2 separate regions of the Homo sapiens genome follow, and region 2 is linked to region 1. A link is a contact called in ENCODE Hi-C or POLR2A ChIA-PET data. All regions are on one chromosome and are shown on one strand. The core of a region is the stretch at or near the end of the contact, and the rest is flanking DNA. Distances in the headings are between cores, read along the strand shown. Region 1 holds the start of CBLB (Cbl proto-oncogene B). Region 2 overlaps LOC105374029 (a long non-coding RNA gene).

Region 1 (6,882 bases), core at 2,477-4,976:
AATAAACATACTGAATTCTTTCATAATAATTTATGCAATTTCTCTCCACAAAGCCCCTGGGTACATTCACAAATGAACACAACCATTTTCATCTTTGACAAATAATGAAGACAAACAGGCAATGTACATTTGCCAACACCCGCACCCACATCCCACTAAGTAGAGACTTTTGATAATAGATTTCCTTGTTGGGTCAAGTTTCTCAATTGGAGAGACTAAACCTAAACCCACAGAAGGGTTAATAAAATAAACAATAGCAGATGTTTAACTATCAAATAACCATCTATTTTACCATAACTCATGGTGAAATAATTAAAAGTGAATAAAACTTATGTTAACAACCAGTTACAGACCAAAATTGTGTACATCATTTTTAATGTTTCAAAAATAATGATTTTATAGTAACTATAGCTCACCACATCCTTATATAAATCTTTTTGATTTGATGTCCTAACACAAATGTACAAACACTGACCACTCAAAGTTGGAGGGTGGGGGAAAAAGAACAGCCCCTTTATAGAATCTGAACCATTTGCTGTCCACTTACGTAGCAGATAAGTTAGAGAAAAACCTTGAATTCCTTCTCTTACCCCAACTAATGATTTAGGCAGTGAGAGTGACCTTCAAATGCACACTCTTTAGCAAAGACAAGATAGGCAGCATTGTGCTTGACAAATATATGCTATTTTTCCAATTGAATAGTCCTTATTCTAAAGTATCCAATGCTAAAATCAAAACTGAACCCCAAGCAGCAAGTTGCAATATTCTGACACTATGACATCATTCTGTCTGGAGCACTTTAATATAACAATTTGAATAAATTGGCAGAAGCGTAAATAGGTCACACTGAAGCCCAAAACTAAGGCTATTTATCTGGCAAAAATATTCTGGCTCTGCATTTAGCACCATTGCCTGTAGAATGACAGGCCAGTCATTCATCTGTGTGTCCCTTCCATCAGAATAAATGAAAATAATGGAAATCTTGTCACATTCATATGTTGCTACTACTACTGATAGTGGCTTTTATAGCCAATATTTACAGACAGGAGCAAATCAAAGCAAAGATGAATGTTATCACATGATTTCATGGATGCTTTGGCACATCCTTACACAGAAATTTGTTTTTAAAACCTCCATTTCTTCAGTTATAAAGATACTGAGTCTTGCCTCAACTAAACTTATAATTGGCCCCAGATATCTATGAAATAAAGTCATAATGTGTTCCAAACATTTACTAATAAATCCAGGACAGTGCTACTGCTTCAAAAAAAAGAATTATTAATTTTTGCAAAGCAGCAAGCTACATCTTAAATTTATTTTATAATCATACTTAGTAAGGTAGGATACTGACAGCTACAGTTTCTGAGTAAATCTCTGTAAGGTATTCAGATTGACTTCTCTGGATACTGACACCCATCATGATTTCTTCTTGTGAAATTATAGTTTGTCTGAAAGCAACATGCAGAAACCACAGAGGTTTCTGATACTCTCAGCCTCACCACCCCCAACATAAATTTTCCTTTCACAATAAACAATGTGCCATCGAAAGGTTTCCTGTTTCAAAATGGAATAGTAGATGAAAGAAACTGTTAACTCTCCCATTAACAACAAAAAAAGTTTCTTAATGAAGATGAATTCTCAAAGATGAAAATGGAAACTCCCTCAACTACTGCTTCTTCACTTAAGAACTAATCTGTTTCTTTCCCCAGTAAATATTTTCAGTATCATACCAGATGATTGTCATGAGTGGTCAAAGACTTAAATAACCTGCTGGTACTCTTTTGTTATCTAAGAGCAACACAACCTCACAGAAGACAGAACAAACACTTCCAAGCATTCTATGGCCATACACCAACAAAAAGCAGCCAATGGTAAAACTTTACATACTGAGTCATGTAGAGGAACTCTGAACCTTAAAGAGTAGAAAGGATGAAAGGTTAAAAAACAAAAAAGTCTTTGAATCCAACTTTTCAAAAAACACAGAGTTGAAGAAAAATGATGAATTGAAATCAAAAGATTGTTGCCATAACAATGGTTGGTATTAATTAACAGTATAAATAAATCTGGAGAAACCACAGACAAAGTGAATAGTGTTTCGCACAGGCAACGTCAGACAGAACTTACCACTTTGTCCATGAGCTTCCAAGTCTTCTCCACGGTCCTGCGATCTGCGGCAGCTTGCTTAGGGGGTCCAACTGCATCCTGAATAGCATCAATAATACCCAAAATTCGACCTTTTCGGGGATTTCCTCCTCGACCACCAGGGTTTCTGCCATTCATTGAGTTTGCCATCTGGAATTTTAGTTCTTTAAAAGGCAGATTTAAAAAAAGAAAAGTTAGTTGGTTTTGAAAATATTTACCCACCAGAAAACTAGAGACTAACTTGTACCACTGCATCTTCCTCCATCGATTAGAGCAAAACCAAAAGTTCCGGATTCATCTTTATCAATAAGCTTGTGAATTTACACTCTCAATCTTTACACACAGTAGTTTTAAGAGCAGTGATCCTAGATTTGCTTTTACAATACTAAGAGTTAAAGATGCATCCTGCTCACGTTTCAAGTAGCTAAGGCTGAACTAATACTCAACTCATAAAAAAAAAAAAAAGAACAAACAAAACTTAAACAGGTTTCCCCCACCTAGATAAAAACAGAATGTTCTTCCCCTCCTGCCTTAATTCCAATTCAAAATACCAGAACAACTGAAGGTCCTATCATACATTTTGGGAGCCTTACGCAGAAACTTCACTTTCACTCTGTTAGATTTCTCCAAGTTACATAAACATAAAGATTATCCTACACAAACGTAAGGGACAGCTCTGTTGTCAACAAAAGCGCAGGGCATGTCCCACACTAAAACCACCAAGTACGGACACACGAACACCTTTCTTTAAATCAACGCGGTGAGTCGTTATTCCCAAGAACCAAATGAAATTAACACACAAATAGCCCATTTGAAAAGAGAAAAGAGAAAAATGACAAGAGCGGCCACGGAAAGGAGGAGTTCACTTCTCTGGCTCCTCGCCTCTGCCCTCAACCCAAAGCTTTGTTTCAGGACGCCTGTGTCCCTTCCCTGCTCAGGCCCCTTCCCGGCCCCTCGGGTCTGAGCTGCAGGAGGAAGGTGGACTGGGAGGGGACAAAGTGTCCCTCCCGTGCCCGCAGCACCGTCCGTCTAGGGCGCGGGAGGGACACTGTGGGCTCGGCGCCTGGGTGGACGCGCCTCCCGGCCGCCTGCTGCAGTCCTCACCGCCGTCTGCCTGGACGCCCTCTCCCTCCTCCCCGGCCTGCGGGTTCTGGTCTTTAAATGCCCCACTTCAAACTGGACGGCGGCGGCAAAGGCAGCTGAGAGCCAGGGCTGTCCCCTCTTCCTCCTTGGCCCGCGCCTGGCTACCCCGGGCCCCCGGGCCGGCAAGAAGTGTGGAGCCTCCCCGGCGACCCCTTCCCTTCTTGCCTTTCGGCGCCGTAGCTGTCCAGAGACACGCGTGTGCGCGGGTCCCACTCCACACGCACGCAGCCCAGTGTGTGTGGGGAGCCCCGGCTGGGAGTGGGATCGCTGAGAACAGCTCGCTCCCGAAGAAGGAGCAACCCAGCGCGCAGGCCTCCGAGACGTGGAAACGCAACAATTACCGTCAAGACAAATCCACACCCGCTCTCCCCTCCCGCCCGACTCGGGGAGGCCGCGGGACGCCGCAGCAGCACTAGCAGGAGGAGGAGACCGCTCGCTGGACACCCCACCCCTGTGGCACACACAGGACCCAGGCTCGGGGCGGGGCGGGGCGGGGGCGGGGCCGGGCGCCGCTGAGCCAATGCCGCGCAACCGCGCACTGCCCGACAGCGGGTGCAGCCAATGGACGGGAGGCGCCCGTCCTCCTCGCGCTGCCGCCCCGTCCACGTCCTCCACAGTACACAATGGCCCCAGAGGAAGGCCCGCTCGCAGCACGTCAGAAAGGAATTGGACTCGGAGAGAAATGAGGGGCCTGGACTCTCCCGGGAACGAAAGTGGAAACGGGAAAGGAAATGGACGAAGGGATGCAAGGCACGAAGGAGCTAACCAATAAGGGGTGGCAGGTGGGCGTGAGCGTCGGGACCGGGAGCCAAAGCCATCTGGGGCTGAAAGGCGGGACTTCCTGCTTCGCTTACCTTCCTAGTCTTTTGTTTCATAGCAACAGAGTAGTGGCTGGAAGGGTGTTGCTTCTCCGCTCTGGGCGGGTCCAACGCTGGAGAAATTCATCTCCCTAGGGCTGCCAAACCCTTCTACCCAGGACAGCAGCCAAACAGGTCTATGACGTTGCTTCTTGTTGGCTATCAAAAAGAGCAACAGCCACTGAGCTTCTAAAATGCAGAATAAATCTCACAGAGAGTAGGCTGGGGTGACATCTGAATGCCAACTGAAACTTCCCAAGTTTCCGAGTTTCTCTTTTGCTGTTAGTTTTAGAGGGATTGCAGACCAAACATCAGGCTGATGAAAAAGCAAATAGTTGACAACGCTGGCCAAACAGTCTCTGCTAATCATGCCAAAGCAATAAAAGTACCAGATAATGGGAATTGCTGATAAATACCTTGCACCTTTTTACTTAGTGCAAGTTTCTGCCTAAATGACTGAGGAGGAGACAGCTACTGTGTTTTGTCGGAGTCACCTTTACATAGATTTCTATCCATTTAAAAACAACCTTACTGTAGCTGCCATTCTCTACCAGCATTGTTACCTCTTTCTGTGGCTCCCTTCTTTGTGCTCTTAAAAAGGCCGACATCTGGCTAGTCTTTAAAGGAGAAAGCTACTGTGCTGGGACTTGTCTTTCAGCAATATCATAGGTTAAACAAATGCCTTCCATTTATTTCAGTTTACTTCAATCCCACCACTCATGCTACCAACAATTGCTCTGGACTTCATACTTTGGAACTTTCTTTCCACTACAGTTGATAGCGTTTATTACACTTTTCAGCTTGGACATCTCAGATGTTCTGATATTTTACATTGGGTTTTTTGTTTTTGATTTTGTTTTTTCAAATCTTGCTCTAACCACGTAACCTGATAAAATGTTTCTCAATGGTTCTAACCACTTTCTAGCAACTAAGAATTTTAATACTGTAATTATTACTATGAAGGATCCTGAGTTTTCCTTTACAGCCTTGAATTTACATGGTTAAGATTTTAATTTGACGAAAACAGAAAAAAAATGTGCCTTTGCAACCAGTCAGGTGATAAAGTGTGATTCAGGAAGTAATTTTGTTTCCTTGTCATTATTTCTGTGCCAGTAATTAAAGAGTAGTTCCTTGTTTTCACATTGCATTTATCTACAAAAGTGCTGGCCTCTCCATATCTCCTCCACCCATCCATATCTCTTTTACTCATAGTCGTAGTAGCTACATTTACTAAGGGGAGACTGTAAAAGAAAAAAACTGTGTTACCTTTAAAATAAATTTTAAAAGAATTAATGTGTAGAAGCATGTAGCAAAACAGTGGCTTAAGGGAACATTATAACTAAGTATATTACTTATATTCATATCTGGATAAATGTAAAATACCCAAAATACATGTTATAGCATGTGCCATTCCTTTTATATGGTGTTTTGCAACTGAAAGAGATGAGTTAATGAGAAAATGGCATTGCCTATGGTATCAAGCATATCATGTTGATATAAATTACAAGTTTTGAGGTGTATGGTTTGACGTATTTTGAAATATATGTATGTGAGATACGGTAGCATCCCTTACCACTTATTTGCCATCTCACTTTCCTTGGTTCTAGTTACCTGTGGACAACCAGGGTTTGAAAATAGGTGAGTATAGTACAAAAAGATATTTTGAGAGAGAGAAAAATACCACATTTATATAACTTGTATTACAGCATATTGTTATTATTTTATTAATAGTTATTGTTATTAATCTCTTACTGTGACTACTTCATAAACTTATCATAGGTATGTATGTATTGGAATACTCATAGTATATATAGCGTTCAGTATTTTCTGAGATTTCAAGCATGCACTGTGGGTTTGAGCATATCCTGTGGATGAAGGGAACTGCTGTATGTACATATGTACGCATGTGTGTGTGTGTGTGTGTGTGTGGTCAAGAAATTATAGCTTATCATCAACTAGCTATTTTATCAAGCAATCTGGAATCCAGGTTAAGTTCTGGTGTAGCAGGGTTCCCAGTTGAGCTGAAACTCGGATTCAGTTTGGTTTTCTCTCATAAACTGATGGAGCAGTAGAAGTCCTCCCTGCCAATTATTAGAAAAAGTAAATGTGCACGGGGAATAAATAACTGCTGGGATAAAACTTCAAACCCCGGGTGCCTCCAGTAGAGACACAAGAGATAAAGCACAATAAAAGATGCATGCTTCAGGACTATAAATAAGAAGACAAAGAAATGTTTCCATAAGAGATTTTAGGACATAAGCAGTAGTACTTCAAGCTGACAGAGTTGGCTAGAGAAACAGTCACCTCATTTCTATAGAACAAGTCAGTCCCCAGTAGGGTGCAGTTTAAAGTGAATGCAGCATCAGTTAGCAGTGTGGGAAATTGTAACCTAGAAAGAACATGTATATGGCCTTATTACGGGACAGCAGTGTTCTACTGGAAGATCCTGACATAAGACAGAATGGTGGCGCTCCTACATGAAGGATCTTGTAAGCACAAGGGTGGCTAGTAAGTGAGTAATGTGAGCAAACCGGTCATAAGGACATGTGAGACCCTTCCCCCAGGTCTCCCAGAAAAGAGGGGGAGACTTCGTGGCAAGAATACTTAAGAAATTATGTAGAAACAGCTGTGAACCCGTGTAATTTGAGCATTACTGTTTGACATTAATATATGTACCAATAGGCTGGTGCCATCTAGAAAAATGCGGCTTAAATTCCAGTCTGTAAACACAAGACATTAA
Region 2 (6,573 bases), core at 1,381-3,880, 860 kb after region 1:
GGACTAGTAAATAACATGGTGTTAAAAAAAATTGATATCCTACTACTAGGGGAAAGCACAATTCAGCTGCAACATATGGTTCTGGAAAGCTGCAGCCTTGTAAATGGAGCTGAGGAAAGAAAAGCAATTCTGGAAAGGTGGTTGTACCTAAAGAGAAGGCCCTGGTTACAGCCATCTACATAACTGACTGCAGTAAAGCTTGAAGCCCCATTTTCAAAAGCTGATTAGAATGAAGATTTATTGGGAACCTATGGTGATCTGGGGACCAGTGTAACACAAATAGACAAGGTTTTGTTCCCAAACCTTGAAAGGCTGCCAATATACAGCAGAATTGGGTATACGTAGAAGCAAACAAATTTCAAAAATCCATAGTCAATTGTGAAGAATTAGAAGTCAGAAGTTCTTGGATTTTTGTAAAGTATTTAATTGTGTGAAAAATAACTTTGAAATAGATCATCCATTTCAAAATCAGATACTGAGCCAGTCCGAAACAGCAAGTATTGTGTGCATCTCCAGTGATCAAAATAATAACAATAACAGCAATAACAATAATAATAATCAAGTAGGTGTGTACTTTCTGTACTCAGTACAGTACAGTACTTTCTGTACTCAGGAAGGTCATAGGATAGAGAAAAAGGGAGGAATAAGTAAACATAGTGATGTGTGCTTCCATAAAGCTTTTGCAGTGTGCTATGAGAGCAAACAGGAGATATTTAATTCTGTTCGCCTTTGGAAAAACTTCAGAGAGGCAAGGCAATTTCAAATACCAGTAGGATTCTGCCAGCCATAATATTGGTGAAGGAGGAGTGAATATCAAAGAGTAAGAACATTCTAATATGAGTATTCACACAAATTCTTTATGTGACCCTTGACTTTGACCCTTGACATTGCAGTTCTAGCATATTAATTAGGAGTACAACCTCAAAAGTCAAATTGTCTCTATTTACTTCTAACTGTGTTACTCTGAACAAATTACTTAACCTGCCTGAGTCTCAGTTTCTTTATCTATAATGGGGAAAGATAAAATATGCTTTAGAGAAATGTTGTGAGGACTTAACAATATTTAATGTAAAATAACTAGCATTTTGATGCACAACTAATATTCAGTAAATGTTAGCTGCTGTTTTTCTTTTTTTTTTTTTTAACTTTTGTTTCCTTTTAAGTAATGTTCCTTTTAAGTAATTTCCAATACATGGTGAAAGAAGCAGCAAAACAAAGCCTCCTTTGCTTTAGGAAGTCTGCCTGTTTCTAGCATTAGGAGCAAAAGGTAGTGGTGCTGCCGTTGGAGATAAATAAAATATAATATCAACCACCATCTTTAAACCCGCTTTATTTCCCACTCACATTTTTCATTATACATATCTAGTCTTTACAATAATCATATGAAGCAGGTAATGTTACTATTATTCCCATTTTACAAATGAGGAAACTAAAGCTTAAAGAGAACAATTCTCAAGTTAAAAGAGCCATTTTATGAAGTCATTATTAAAATTTGGGTGTTCTAGCCAACACCTAAATGTTCATTAAGAACACCTAAATTTTAAGGGTGCCAGTTCTTAATCACTTTTTTGAAATGTTCTTAGATAGACTTTGGTCCAAAATAATCATTCTTCACGAACTGAAGCATAAGGGGAACCTGGCTTCTGTGTCCAGCAGGGTGGGTGGTCTAGGAATTATGAAAGACTCCCCTAACTAAAATTCTAAAATACTCAGAAAAAAACATATTTTTAATGACACGGGAGAGTTTACAAAAAGTCAAGAATTATGTGAAAGCAGAAATTCTGGGAGATAAATGATCAACAATACCAATTTTCAACAAGGAAATCTCTATTGAATCTTGGAGACTTGGAGATACCATAGTAATGGTCAAATGGTGTAGGGGAAAAATGCTAAAGCCTAAAGCTAACCAAACCTGGGTGACTTAATAGATGACTTCCACACACAACTAAGACCTTCAAAGGTAATCAGAAAAGAAGTGAGAGGAGCCCACGTGCCATGGCTATGATATCTCTCCATAATCCACAGCACAAAGAGCCAGAATGGATGGAAAAAAACATCATGTTAGGATGGTAGTGAATTAAAGGCTGTTTTGCTAGTTTAACTTCATGCTGCCAACCAACGGAGCTGTAGATTCATGCAGTAGTGTTCCTTTATTTGCCTTCATCTAAAATTTTACTATATGAATACTAGATTGCAATTGTATGGAAAGTACCTTGGACTTCCAGTGTAGGCTTGTTGACTAAACGATAGTAATTTGGTAACAACAACAACAAAGTATCAGAAAGAAGAATCAGTCTCCAGTCTCACCTATCATTTCTCTGACCTATATTTGGAAATGCTCACTTGGACCCAATAATTTTGTTTCAGAACCGACATTCTTAATTCAAAGAAACTCTAGGAGTTAATATAAATTCTGAATCAAATTTGGGCTTTATGTTTCCTGAGTAGACAGCACCTTACCCTCACTGTAATGTTATCTCTCCATTTCATTTTTGTTAATTATATTGTACTTGAGTTTATGGCAGTTCCATTCTTCATATCCTTGTTCATAGCCCAAGTAGTCCAAATGTGTTGACTGAAGAATATCAGAGACATGAGTCAGAAAAATGTCTAAGGACAAAACAATTTGGAGGTAGACATGAATATTTCCACTAATGGAGATCAGCCAGGATGTCCACACAGAGTGACTAAGTACATGAAGGGAGATAGAGAAAGTAAGTAAGAGTTGGTCAGAAAATTCATGTTTTTCTTACAGACTAACAAGGCACAGACGTATCACTCGGGGAGTTAGAAACAATTACACATGACTCACGCCAAGCATTTTAAAGCCACAAAATTTTCACAAAAGTATTCTACTGTTTCTCTTTCCTTCTATTCATGCTCAAATATTCCCCCCTGCGTTTCACAAAAGTATTCTATTGTTTCTCTTTCCTTCTATTCACACTCAAATATTCCCCCCTGCGTGTCTACTCTTAAGCTGGCTGGTTATGGTAGGTTAGATTATTAAAGACTTTGAAAGCTAAGAAAAAGTGTTTATATATGAGACAGGCAAAAGACAGCCTTTGTAGATTTCTGAACAAAGGAATAGCATGAGGAATGTGGAACTAAGGGAACTTCAGAGTGGAAGGAATCTGTTAGATGAACTGGAATTCAAAATGGAAGTAAAAATTGTAATTCAGATCACATAGGGATTCTTAAATATTTTCTTATATCAAATAGATTGACTACTGGTTGTTATGAGGTAGAGATTTTGTGTTTAGTTCAATTTAACTAACACTGATATTGTGCTTTCTGTGGGTCTGAGTGTCTTGCTAGCAGTTTAAAACATGGAGACAGCCATTATTGAGCTTTGCTTTGGGTTTTATCAATTCAAAAACAAAATCAATAGACATATGTGTAGTTTTCTATGTATAACACCTTAGCCAAGAAATTTTGTAGAAATGTTTCATAAAACTTCTTTTCATCTGAAGTCGCTCAGATTCTCAGAATGGCAACTAGAAGGGTGAACAGAAAATAAATTGAGAGACAGTCAGATTATGAATCCACAGAAATTTACATGGCTAATAATTTTAAATTTTGAAGTCAGAAGGACATACATTGAACTTCTGGTTCTGTCATATTTTAGCTACAGAATTTTGCATTTCTCTTTGGTAAAATGGGGATAGTAAGGTGATTCACAAAAGGTTTTCTGGGTGCAGCAAACTAGAAACTTTTGTCAAAATTATCTAGAATAACATGTGGCCCAGAAAACTCTCAGTATGTATTCATTTACTTCCTTCCTCAATATTCAAAGAAAAGCTGGAAGCATAAATTGGAATTCCCAGACCTAATAGTCTTCCTTACAAGTTCACACATCAACAGCTGATCTAGCCACTATTTTATTTTCACCCACAGCCACCAGCTTCTTACATGCATAGACAATTCTCTTACTGTTTTGGCATGTTGCACAGCCCTTTGCTATTTTACAAATCACTTCGGTTCACCTAGAGCCAAACTTTTATCCACCTAAAGGATAAAAATCACTTTAAACAAAAAAAATAATATAAAACTGTATCTCCAGAGCCAGAGAGCCCAGACTAGTTGTCCACATTAATGCAAAGAGGAATCATTAAAGCTTACTGCAGGATAACATTGTAAGGAACCACTGCATATGTTCTTTTGCTTTATTCTGTTCTTGAAAATGGAATAAAATGAGACTTGCATTTAAAAAATCTCTCTCCATGTTAAAGTACCTTTCTGTGTTGTTATGTAGGTTTTTATAATATTAAATATTCTGTTTTTCCTCCCTTTTTTCTTATCTTTTCACCATGCATGCTGGCACATGGGTTCCAGTGTTTAGCAGACCTGATTCAAATCCTGTTTGGCCAACTGCTGTCTCCCCTGAGAGAGTTACCTCAGTTCTCTGAGGCTCAGTGTATTTATATGAAAATGGACAAAAATACGCTATGGCATAGTTGTGAAGATTAAGTGAGATAAAATATTAAAACATTTGCATAGTTGTCTGATATAGGTAAAAATGCTCAATAAATATTAGCAGCGATTCATAACTATTATTACCAGACATAGGGAATGGATGTAGTAACACCTATGTAAATTCACACAAAGTTTGAACTCCCTGCAGTTCTTTAAGGCATTATATTGATAGAACTCTGAGAATCTAAAGGTTCAAGTCCACTCAGAGTCCCGGAAATTTGGACCTAAAACTGAATATTTTACCTACGATTGAATGAATATTTAGACAAAAACTGAAAAGCCAGAGACATTATGATATATACATGGGAAAATACTGGTCAAGATAGTATAAAGAAAAGAGATATGAAGGCATAATCTTTAGTGGAAATAAACTGATTTGTTTCATGCACTCTTTAAAATATGTTATTCTGTACAGAATATAAGCAGTGTGATATCTGCTATAAAATGCTCACAGATATTTACAATCATACTTTCTAACTTATTGCAGAGCCAGCCAGTCTCAGGAAGGTGATAGGCCTGACACATACTGAGGTATGTTTCCTAAAATCCCCTCACAAAGAAAGATTTTAAAAATTGATACAGTTAAGGCATTTTTTATTAATAACAAAGATAACTTTCAGTGGAAAAGAGGGGCTTATCACCAAAACAAAAACTCCAGACTGAGGAGTTGGTGTAAAATCAGAAGTCTTGGGTTTTCAATTTTGTGTTTTCTGTTTATCTGGGCAACCTTAGACAAGTCACCCAACCTCTCTGAGCTTCAGTTCCTTCCCTGTCTTAACAGGTTACTGTGAGAAGCAGAATGAGATGATGAGGGTGAAAGGACTCTGTTAGTGTTTCTAACATCACTACTCCCTTGTATGCAATAAATACCTCCACCCAGTTACCATAGACATACATAAAGTGGCTTCTGCCCTATTCTAAGATTTCTTCTGATCCTCTTATTTTTAAATTTCTAGTATCTGCCCTTCTATATGGTCTTGCTTGACTTTGTACCTCTAATTCCCTGTTGTTTACCATGCCCCTATCTCATTCAACAGCAGACATCAAATGGCACACTACCAGGCTCAGACCCACAATCCCAGAAGAGATTGTGTTTAGAGGCTGACCTTTGGCTCCATCAACACTCTGCTAGCCAACACTTTGGCCGCAAGTTCACTCTGCTATCCACAGCTCTGGGGCACTTCTCTGGCTGTCTGTTAGTAACCACTAACCTAACCCAACCTCATTGGCCAGGTAAAAGCTATCGAAAATAAACTGAAAATTGCTATCTCTATATGTCCATGAGGTTTAATACAGGAAAGCTGATAGTCAAAAGTCAAGTTCAAATGCATTGGTCTCCACAGTGAAGAATGTCTTTAGCTGAATACAAGACTGGAGTCAACACCGACTGTCTCAGAGTTTTATCTCCCTTTCCTGCTGCAGTCTAAATCATTCCAGTTCACAGAACCCTCCACAGCACAGGGAATAGCATTTGGAATATACTTCTCCTGGGACTTAAGTCCTGACCCAAGGATATGTGCTCAAAAGGCACAGGTAGGAGGAGCGAGCAGCTTCCAGGTGGATTACTGATTCTTGAGAAGGAGCTCACATACTGGAAATGGTACAGATCATCCTGAGGACAGAATACTTGGCTGGATAACAGTGATACTGTCTATGCCACACTGCCTGTGGCTCATAAATTCCAGTAACATCAGGTTGGAAGGTAATGAAGAAAGCTCAGTTTAGCAAGAATATCCCTTCCAAAAGTATGTTAAAAGTCTCCGTTAAAAAAGAGGACATTAAAGATACAACTACAAAAGAGCACTCTGCATGCCTCCAGCGCTCTTCTTCAGGCTTGGATTGGGCATCCTCTTCAGGTAAAAGCAATCTTTCTCACCTCTCCAGGAAGTCCTGGGAACCACTAGAGTTACATCATGGACCCCAGCTAACCATTAACTTGTAAGATATTGATCAAGTCACTTCATCCTCTTGACTTCAGTTTGCCCTTTTGTAAAATGAAGAGTTTTCTTCGATCTAAACGTCTGTGATGATATTCAGCCTTAAGATAGCAATAAGAATTAAATTATTCTTTTCTTTCAAATTAATGATTTTATGTTTGGA

The links. Hi-C counts contacts between places; a loop is a spot of excess contacts on that map. ChIA-PET counts read pairs that join two places held with the same protein, here RNA polymerase II (POLR2A). Pooled maps may share reads with other maps.
Region 2: a loop to region 1 is called in a map of endothelial cell of umbilical vein, with 7 times the contacts of the local background. The contact joins the enhancer-like site here to the promoter of CBLB in region 1. A Hi-C loop is called at or near these places in 3 of 168 maps with a recorded cell type or tissue (PC-3, chondrocyte and endothelial cell of umbilical vein) and 3 of 50 pooled maps. POLR2A ChIA-PET finds 5 or more read pairs at or near these places in 1 of 52 experiments (AG04450).

Annotation. Positions count from the first base shown.
Region 1 is chr3:105,865,286-105,872,167 of GRCh38, forward strand. It overlaps CBLB (Cbl proto-oncogene B), which reads right to left and starts at 3,727. Exons shown (of 19, transcript NM_170662.5): 1 at 3,451-3,727; 2 at 2,125-2,306. The coding sequence starts at 2,292. RefSeq lists enhancers at 1,599-1,648, 1,679-1,728, 1,849-1,938 and a silencer at 3,696-3,925.
Region 2 is chr3:106,725,826-106,732,398 of GRCh38, forward strand. All of the region lies in intron 1 of LOC105374029 (a long non-coding RNA gene), which reads right to left. Among named protein-coding and RNA genes, the nearest start is that of LINC00882, 510 kb to the right of the region's middle. Within about 2 kb of position 2,631, at least 6 of the 41 ENCODE cell types and tissues checked have a DNase peak (open chromatin) inside an H3K27ac peak, as active enhancers do; they include PC-3 and endothelial cell of umbilical vein, where a contact is called at or near this core.